Linked DNA regions of Homo sapiens: region 1 is linked to region 2. The links are chromatin contacts, found by Hi-C or POLR2A ChIA-PET in ENCODE. All regions are on one chromosome and are shown on one strand. The core of a region is the stretch at or near the end of the contact, and the rest is flanking DNA. Distances in the headings are between cores, read along the strand shown. Region 1 holds the start of APCDD1L (APC down-regulated 1 like). Region 2 overlaps APCDD1L (APC down-regulated 1 like).

Evidence for each region. A loop is a pair of places that touch in the nucleus more often than their neighbours do. ChIA-PET counts read pairs that join two places held with the same protein, here RNA polymerase II (POLR2A). Pooled maps may share reads with other maps.
Region 1: a loop to region 2 is called in a map of right cardiac atrium, with 5 times the contacts of the local background. The contact joins the promoter of APCDD1L here to the enhancer-like site in region 2. A Hi-C loop is called at or near these places in 5 of 168 maps with a recorded cell type or tissue (CD4-positive, alpha-beta T cell, chondrocyte, posterior vena cava and 2 more) and 2 of 50 pooled maps. POLR2A ChIA-PET finds 5 or more read pairs at or near these places in 3 of 52 experiments (HCT116, HEK293 and PC-9).

What each region holds. Positions count from the first base shown.
Region 1 is chr20:58,513,266-58,517,767 of GRCh38, forward strand. It overlaps APCDD1L (APC down-regulated 1 like), which reads right to left and starts at 2,134. Exons shown (of 4, transcript NM_153360.3): 1 at 1,394-2,134. The coding sequence starts at 1,442. APCDD1L-DT (APCDD1L divergent transcript) reads left to right here and starts at 2,114. Exons shown (of 7, transcript NR_034147.1): 1 at 2,114-2,475. RefSeq lists an enhancer at 737-1,735.
Region 2 is chr20:58,457,159-58,461,370 of GRCh38, forward strand. It overlaps APCDD1L (APC down-regulated 1 like), which reads right to left. Exons shown (of 4, transcript NM_153360.3): 4 at 1,943-4,212. The coding sequence ends at 3,632. Among named protein-coding and RNA genes, the nearest start is that of APCDD1L-DT, 56 kb to the right of the region's middle. RefSeq lists enhancers at 1,497-1,636, 1,767-1,876 and a silencer at 3,663-3,851. Within about 2 kb of position 1,338, at least 2 of the 41 ENCODE cell types and tissues checked have a DNase peak (open chromatin) inside an H3K27ac peak, as active enhancers do.

The DNA.
Region 1 (4,502 bases), core at 884-3,383, 57 kb after region 2:
TTCCAGTTTGCATTTTCCTGCCCTTTCGAAAGAACCAGCAGGGGTGAGGTGGTCTATTTTCATGCTGATGATCAACTAACTCTGTGGCCAAGGACAGCTGTGTCACCTCTCGCTCCCAGACTGGCAGGGGAAGCGGCCCCTGGATGAATGTCCCTTTCGACAGGTGAATCTGCAACTCTTCAAACTGCGGAGGCACCCTCCCCTGACCCTCCTTCAGACCCCTGCCAGTTCTTCTCAAAACAGCTTGTTTAGAAATTTGGGGGCTGGGAAGAAAAGACTGTGATTGAAGAGCTCCTCGAGGTGACTTAGACTTTGCTCCTTGCCTATACATGGAGCAGAGCGTGCTCTGTGGGACCGCGCAGCCCCTCTTCACCCCGGGGTTCTCGGCTGCCATTCCCTGAACATGAGCTCAGTGCCAGGCAGCAAGTGGAGTGATCCTCCTGCACGTGCTCTCGTAATCTTCACAATCATCCCAGACGGAGGAGGGGATTTTGTGAGCCCATTTGACAGGAAAGAAAGTCAAGGCTGAGAGAGCCGATGGCCATGCTTACCCAAAGCCAGACGGGTTGATATGATGTTGATCTGGGCTTCCCAGCCAGGTGGTCTAACTCCAGGGCCAGAATTCTCAGCCATTCATAATGTGAGGGTGCTTGGGGATGAGCCCCCAGCTGGGCACACTTCAACTGTGGTTACTGTCATTTTTGTCAGTGGTGACTGGGCCCCTGTGATGGCACACTCCAGTCAGCTGGCCTTTGTACAGTTTTGTCTACCCTACTCCCCACCCCCACGAAGAGCCACCAGGGAACCCCTTAGTCCTGGAGAAGGCATTGACTACTCTACCAGGGGTTCCTGAAGCCCCTTGGTCCCCTTTGTCAGGCCTGCTGGGCACAACTCGAGCCTGGGGTCACTGCGCGCTCCCTAGCTTCTCCCCGAGTCCTGCTGCAGGAAGAAGCCCCGACCCCGCACAGGTCAGGATTCCGTGGGCAAAAACAACCCCAGTAACCTTGGTCTGAATAGCCGGGCTTGTCCCGCACCATGGGGGTCTCAGTGGGCCTGGGATCCTCCTGCATCTTCTTGGAGGCCCCGGTCCCACTGGGCCCGGCACAAAGGGCAGCTCTGGGTACCTACAGGCCAGGCCCCGACTGGCGCAGAGAGTGCAGCGGCTCTCATATTGCGAGGTGACGCGACTCCCTCCCGCAGGCCCCAGGAAGCTCCTGGAGGCGCGCAGGTGCCGGCCAGGTGAGACTGGAGAAAGGCGCGCAGGGCGCAGCATAGCAGCCGCGTGGGCCGACCCAGGGCCGTAGTCCCCAAGGGCCCTTAGGGGACATTAGACGGCGAGCTCCCTCCCTTCCGAGCTCAGCCAGTTTGCCGGGTGGGGGAGGGTGGCACCTACCTCCCAAAAGCACCAGGACGCAAGCGTAGGGGAGCATGGCTGCGGGCATCCCGTCGGGGCTGGCAGGACCGCCCGCCGGGCGCTGCCACGGTGCGCAAGGGGAGGCGCGGGCGCAGGGCTCTCGGACGGCTGCGGGCGCCGGCGGCCAGGCTGGAGTCCTGCGAAGAAGTTGCGAGGGTCCTGCGCCCCCCTCGGCGCTCACACGCGCTCAGCCTTCCCGGCTGTTGATAGTTGTAAGCGGAGCTGCGCACTCATAGGTCCAACTTGCCAGAAGAGGTGGAGACAGCCCCCGGCGAGGCGCGCACACCCGCGCAGCGCGCACAGCCCCCTGGTGCAGCTCCTGCCATTCAGACCCCCAGCCCTCCCCCAGATGTCCGTCCCCTGGCCGTCGCCTTCCCCAAAGTCTTCGCAGTGGGCAAGGAGGCCTCCCCCAAGCTCTGGTCCCGGCCAAGGCAGAGCGATGCGCTCCTTGCGTCAAAGCGCACCCCTAGCCAGGCCGTTCCCTGGAAGGGCAAGCGGGGCGGGGAGTTCCTCTAAGCCCCGCCAGTCCTGGGACCCCTGAAGTTTCTATTCAGGTCTTCCAGCTACTCCTGGAAAAGTCGCGTCAACTTGGATCCCAGCAAACCCAGAAGCGCAGTGAAAGTGGCCAACCCGGTCGCCTAGAAGCCAGCCCCGGCCTCTGTCTGTAAATGAGGCCGTCACCCGCTCCCCACCACACCCAAACGCATCTAGGCAAAGTGTGGACCCGACCAGGCGGGTTTTCCTCCTTCTCGCAACTCCTCCTCCTGCCCCCCTCCCTCCCAAATCTCATCTGAGTGAGTCAGCTGAGGGTGGCAGCTCAGAAGCGAGGCAGCCGTGAGGCGGAGGACAGGCTGGGGGATCCCAAAGGGTGCGCTCCAGCCCCCAACCCAGGCACTGGGACTCTGGTGGCACCCTGGGTGGCAGGCAAGCCTTGAAATCAAGTGCACGAGCCTTGGAAAGGAGGACCGGGAGAGTTATGGCATTTATGAATGAAGAAGAGAAAGAGAATCACTCGGATGGGAAAAGTTAACTGGATTGTTCCCACCTGCATGGATCACCGGGTAACTGCAGTGGGACCGAGGGGGCGAGGCTGCGGGCTGGGGATGTGCGGGTTTCCTTGTGTTGCCACGAACCCAGAGAGGGAGAGGAAGAAGATGGAAAGAAAAAGGAAAAAGGGAAAGAAAGTAAGAGGGGAGAGAGGGGAAAACTGAGGATGAAGAGAGACAGAGAAGAGAGACCTGAGAGAGGGAGAGAAAGAAAGAGACAGAAAGAGAAATGAAAGTGAGGAAAGGGGAAACAGGCAGAGAAAGAGAGAGAAAGGGGAGGAAAGAGAAAGGGAAAAGAAAGGAGGGAGTGAAATCAACAGAAAAAAGAGAACCAGGAAGGAGGAGGGAGGGGGAGAGAGAAGAGAGAAGAGAGAGAAGAGAGAACAAGAGAGAAGAGAGAAGAAGAGAGAAGACAGAGATGCGGTCTCCCTGGGGAAAGGTTTGGAGAACTGGGCCAGGCCTGTTTCCCGGGACTCACGAGTGAGCAGTCCACCTGCCCCTCTGAAGCATTTTATAGACTCATTTGTCCCACTTTTGTGGGCTGATCATCCCACAGGGGAACAGGGGACACCACCTCACCTTTTGATTTCTTACCAGAAACTTGGGCGAGGCTTCCAGGAGCCACAAGAGCCCTTCAATCCACCCAGGGACCCCCGATGTGGGCCCACCAGCCATCCTTAGCTTTCCTCCTCTCCAGAGGCAACAGGGAATAGGAAAAAGTCCAGAGCAAGGCCACACCATGATCTTAACGCAAATGGAAATGTGAGGAAAACGATCAATTTGCTTCCTGAAAATGACATTTTTTTTTTCTGGTTTCTATGAGACTCGAGGTGGCCTTGCTGAAACTGAAATCGGTATGAGCTTTCCCTGGCAGACAATGGCCATTGTCACATATTAAATTCTCATGAAAGGGATAACTTTGTGGGCAAGAGGAGAGTTGTGCAGGGTGATTATTTATACTTGCATAATTGTGATTATTTGTGGCAATTATGGGTCTTTCAATGTACAAAATTTACAATTATGGGTAGTTTAAAAACTACATGCTAAGGCCGGGTGCCGTGGCACACACCTGTAATCCCAGCTCTTTGGGAGAGCCAGACGGGTGGGTCACCTGAGGTCAGGAGTTTAAGAGCAGCCTGGCCAACATGGTGAAACCCCGGCTCTACTAAAAATACAAAAATTAGCTGGGCGTGGTGGCGGGCGTCAGTAATCCTAGCTACTCCAGAGGCTGAGGCAGGAGAATCACTTGAACCTGGGAGGCGGAGGTTGCAGTGAGCTGAGATCATGCCATTGCACTCCAGCCTGTGTGACAAGAGTGAAACTCCATCTCAAAAAAAAAAAAAAAAAAGTTAAAACTACATGCTATTCTGGCCATAATCATTTGAGACTTCAGTCTCTGGGCTTTCCGGATGTGGGTATTTCAAAGTCCCAGGCGGCTGATGGGGGTTCACGCATTAGTGGCATTTTGTGGGGAGAATGGGTGTTACATTGATGTCCTACATAGGGTCATAATTCAGTATTTTCAGAACTTATTGTACTGCTGTTAGAGATACGAACTTTTCCACAAAGTATGATGCTTGTGTATTAATAGTTGTACTGGCTTATTTATAAATGAGAGGATTTGCTGATAATTATTGAGACTGTGGCATGGGCCAGGCACTAGTTAGGTTGAGTACTTTATATGCATGTACTTTATACCTGAACAAATTGACAAGAAGTGGGAATTACGGTCAGGCCATTTTACAAACTGGGGCAACTGAGTTCAGAGAGTTTGGGCCACTGTCCTGAGGCCAGGCAGCTGGAAGGTGGCAGAACTCCCGGATCCCTGCTTCCAACCACCGCGCTGTGTCTCCAGGACACGTCCTGTCTCACTGGGTTTTCTGCTCCTTTCCAAATCTGAGGACCCCAAAAGAAAAGGCCTGTTTTATAATAACGGCTTCTTTTCGAAGAGGTGTGTGAATAATGGGGGAAACACGACTCCAAAGTACTTTTTCTCTCCAGCCTGGGCAACATGGCAAAACACCATCTCTAGAAAAAATACA
Region 2 (4,212 bases), core at 88-2,587:
AAGCTTGGAAGGGTGGTTTTAGGGAATGTCGACAGGTCATTTGTGCTCATGCTGACATCCATTTAAGCGGGGTTGTGTGTGTGAGAAGGAGCAGGCTTTCAGTCTCAGAACCATCAGGAGCGGACTGGAGGCTGCACGCTACTGTTCAAGTCCCCTCTTGAAGTGGGAACAGCTCTTCCCTGCTTGTCTCCGGTCTGCGATGCTAATGGGTATGAATCAGCCCTGACCAGGCCCTGATGCAGTGCTACATTCTGCGTCAGAAAGCTCCAGTCCCTCGTGTCTGAGTCACCTGTGCCCCCAGGAGAGGATGCACAGACCAGGGCCACGTGCTGGTGGGCCTGCGTCACCAAGCCACACACTGCTGTTCAGCCCGGTAGCACCGCTGGGAGATTAAAAGCATGCGCTTAGTGAAAGGCAAAGAGCTTCTTTTGATAACCAGCATCTGTTAGTTAATGGACCTCTGAGAGCTGTATACAATTTCAACTTTTTATTAAAGAAAAAAAGCTCATTTGCTCTCCTGGGAGTTGCACAATGAAATTATCAACTGCATGGGCTTCCCACCCACCCCCCACCTTTCAACGTGACTGAACATGCAATGGAGAACATTAATTTTATCTGGAAATAGGACTCTAGGCTTTCCTCCCCGTCTGTAGATGAGAGCGCTCTCACGTTTTATGTGAAGGGCAGAGACTTAAGGGGCGGGAGCAAAGGGCTGGAAGGAAGGCTTGGTGCCCATGGGCCTCTGGCCCTGTACCAGACAGTCTCAGCCCCTCAGCCTCTGAAATGACCCCTTCCTTTATCAGCCCAGAGTCTTGGAAGCCCTGACCTTCTGCCTGGGAGAAAAGGGATGGTTGCCCTTTCTTCAGCCTTCGTAGCTCCGAGCAGCATCACCTGCCCCCAAACTAACAAGCCCCAGCGAGCAGAGAGCAACTAAGTCCAACTGAGGGGATCCAGGAAGCTGCTGTCCTGCTCAACACACTCCTTCTCATTAGGGATGGCATCCCACGAAGCAACACTAAATTGCCTTCCCCAAATAAAATCAAGGAATCCTATTCCCTCCAAGAGTGAGGAGGACACCCCAAGCCCGTGGGCTGTGATACAGAGGCCCGGATCTCAGGCTCTGGAGCCCAGCCCCTTCTCTCTGTGCCTTAGTGTCCTCGCGCGCAAGACGCAGAGACTCACACACCTCTCACTGACTCAGCTGGGCCTCTCGAGGGTCGCTGAATCTGGTAGATGGAGGTGATCCGTTCACGGGTCTCAGTGTGAGGCTTAACAGGGATAACCAACATTTACTGAGTCACATATTTATTGAAGTTCTTTCTACCATGCACCAGGCACACTGGACCCTTCCGGAAAGATCGCAGGAAGCGAGTCAGAGCCGAGTCTTTTTCGTTGGAGCTTACATTCTAGGCAAATAAGGTCATTTCCGCCAGTGATCAGTTTTCATGACAAAGAACATACAACTGTGATGCAGTGGACTGACAGAAGGACCAGGGAAATGGGGCTGCTCTTTGGGATGCGAATGGTGACATCTTCAGGAGACAACATCTGGTCTGAGACTTGATTGAAAAGAAAGTGCTCAACTTCTGAAGGTCTGGGGGAAGAGAGGCTAGGCGGAAATCAGGGCTTGTGCAAAGGCCCCAAGGCAGCAAGAGCTCCTGTGATCAAGAAACAGAGAGAAGGCCAGTGTGGCCGGGGCATGTGGAGGCGTGGCTGAGCCTTGCAGGCAACAGCGAGCCAGAAGTCGGGCTTTTATTCTGAGTGCAGTGGAAGCCCCTGGGGGGTTTTCAGCAGGACAGGCAGTGGCATGAAAGCAGAACTGAGAGAGCTGGGGTTTACCTCCACTGGTTTTATTCTCTTTCACACATTCTCTGGAAGACACTCCACTTCCTTTCTTTAGAACTGTAATTCCCTTGGTTGACTTTAATAACCAGCAAGAACATTTTTCAGGCTGTTTAATTTTATTAAAAGGTTCAAATTTGATGATAAATGGTGGCATGGTTACTTCAAGCTTCGGATACAAGACCTGCTCAGCCGTGGACATATCATCGACACCCACTGCCATCCCCACCAGGAGCTCCCCCAACCCTGATGTAGTCTGAGACCGTAAATAATGTAATGATTTCTTGTACTTTGGTAAATATGCCAGGAACACTTGTAGCTGTCTGAGAGCTACAGAGAATACTAACTTGGTGGGCTTTTTTTTTTTTTAAGAGGAAGGATGGGTAATAAGTGGAAGCAATTTCAGCAGGCTGACTGAACCCCACACAGTCTCAGGGAGGAAAAGGGCTTCCCTCTGAAACCATCATTAACCTCACAGACAATTGTTCAAAATCTGTGATAAGAGCTAGAGATAGGGATCAGGAGGAGGAAGGAGGGGGTGAGTCATTGGCCCCCAGTCCTGAAAACCCTTGGGCCCACCAGGATGCCAGTTAATTTCACAGTGTACAGATGAGGCCCTGGGAACATGGGCAGAGTCCCTGGGGAGGCACAGCCTGTTCCCACCATGATGACAGTCCCCTCTGAGCAGAGGACACCAATATATTAGGATTATGGCAAGGAGGCTGGGCAAGGCGGAGCTGCCTAGATGTCGCCATGTAGCCTGGTGACCCCGACCTCTCCCTAGGGTGGGCCCAAAGATACACATTCGGAGATTCTCTTCCTTTGTCAGGCAGGCACAGGCAATCTTGGCAACCGAGGATGGCTGGGCAGGGCGAATTGCAGAGCGCGTTAGTGTTACGGCTGTCATTACTATTAACTATGTTCAGAAGGCTGGAAATGCTGCTCCCCTCCAAAGACCTGCCCCCAGCAGCCAGCCTGGTGCACACTGGCATTTGCCTGGGCCAGGAAGGCTTGGAGGCCGCAGGCTGCTCTGGGGAGGCCATGCTTCTCAGCTTAGATGGAGTCCTCTTCATTTTGCATGCTGGCCCGGGAAAACTGGATTTATCCACATGCAGTGTTGGCAGCTTGAGGTCCGACTCGCAGAAGCACAGGCAAATGCAGACGAATGCCAGCAGTCAGGACTCAGGAAAGCTGAGCTGCCCCTGAAGACACAAGCCCTTTGCCCAAAAGCTGAGAAGCACTGAAAGCCCGAAGTGGCATCTTTAATTCATGGCACCACTTAGAGATCGTATTGCTAAATTCGAATTAATAATCTTTAAACAACAACCTACAGACATGGCAGAACTGTAGGCCTCGTCCCTAGGCAGAGCCTCAGGATCTCCTCTTGCTCCCATCTTGGAATCCCAAGGGTCAGGATGGGAAGAACTGGGGGGAACATGGGATGGGGGTGTTCCGTGTGGCCCCCTGACTGCACCTGTTGGCGAGCTGCCAAGGATGAGGAAAGTAGAAAAATTGGGAGTGATCTTTAGAAACTCACGTAGCGATGAACATCACTGCCGCATCCAAGTGCTTGACTGGGGACCCGGGCTGTGGGATGTGGTATAGGCTTTGCAGGGGTTAAGCTCATGTCCTGAGCCACATGGGACACAGGCAGAGTTTGGAAGCAGTGGGGCTGTGCATCCATCCATGACAGAGCAGAGGAGAATGGTTCCTTCCCTACAGCTGCCAGGAGGGAGTCTGAAGGGTTGAATGGGTGTCCAGAGCCGCCATCCTGATGTCAAGTCCAATGTCATAGCCAGTGGAGGAAGGCCAGCCCTAGAACTAGGGGCAGAAGTGGGAAGGGGGCTATGTGAAGACCCCCTGTGCTGGGGTGCTTCTGCAGCGATGGCCTGTGCTGCGGTGGCCTGGAGAAGTCGGGGGCCTCCCCATGACAGAGCACCAGGGGTGCTTGGTAGGAGGTGGGACGTTTCTCTGGGGTATCGGGACTTGAGCCATCGGTGGGCCTTTGTCCGATGAAGAGCAGGCTTTGCCCGAGGGGGTCTTGTTCCATCTTGAAAAGCTCGTACTCCACATGCGGGAGCCGGATGCCCAGCGGTAGGCAGCCGTTGGTGGCTGTGACATCCCGCTCAGTGCCCATGGACCAGGCCCCCGCACCCCCACAGCTGCTTGGCTCAGAGAAGTTGAGCATGGCCGTGGTGACCTGGTCCATGGGGGTCACATGGGCCCGTGTGACCTCAAACACCAGCTCGGTGCCGCCGCGGACCCTGGTGGATGGCGTGCCCCTGGTGTAGCGGCCGGCGGCATACACGGTGAAGGTGGGCTGCCGGCAGGCTGGGTCTGAGAAGTGGTGGTAATACCCTTCCCAGGAGC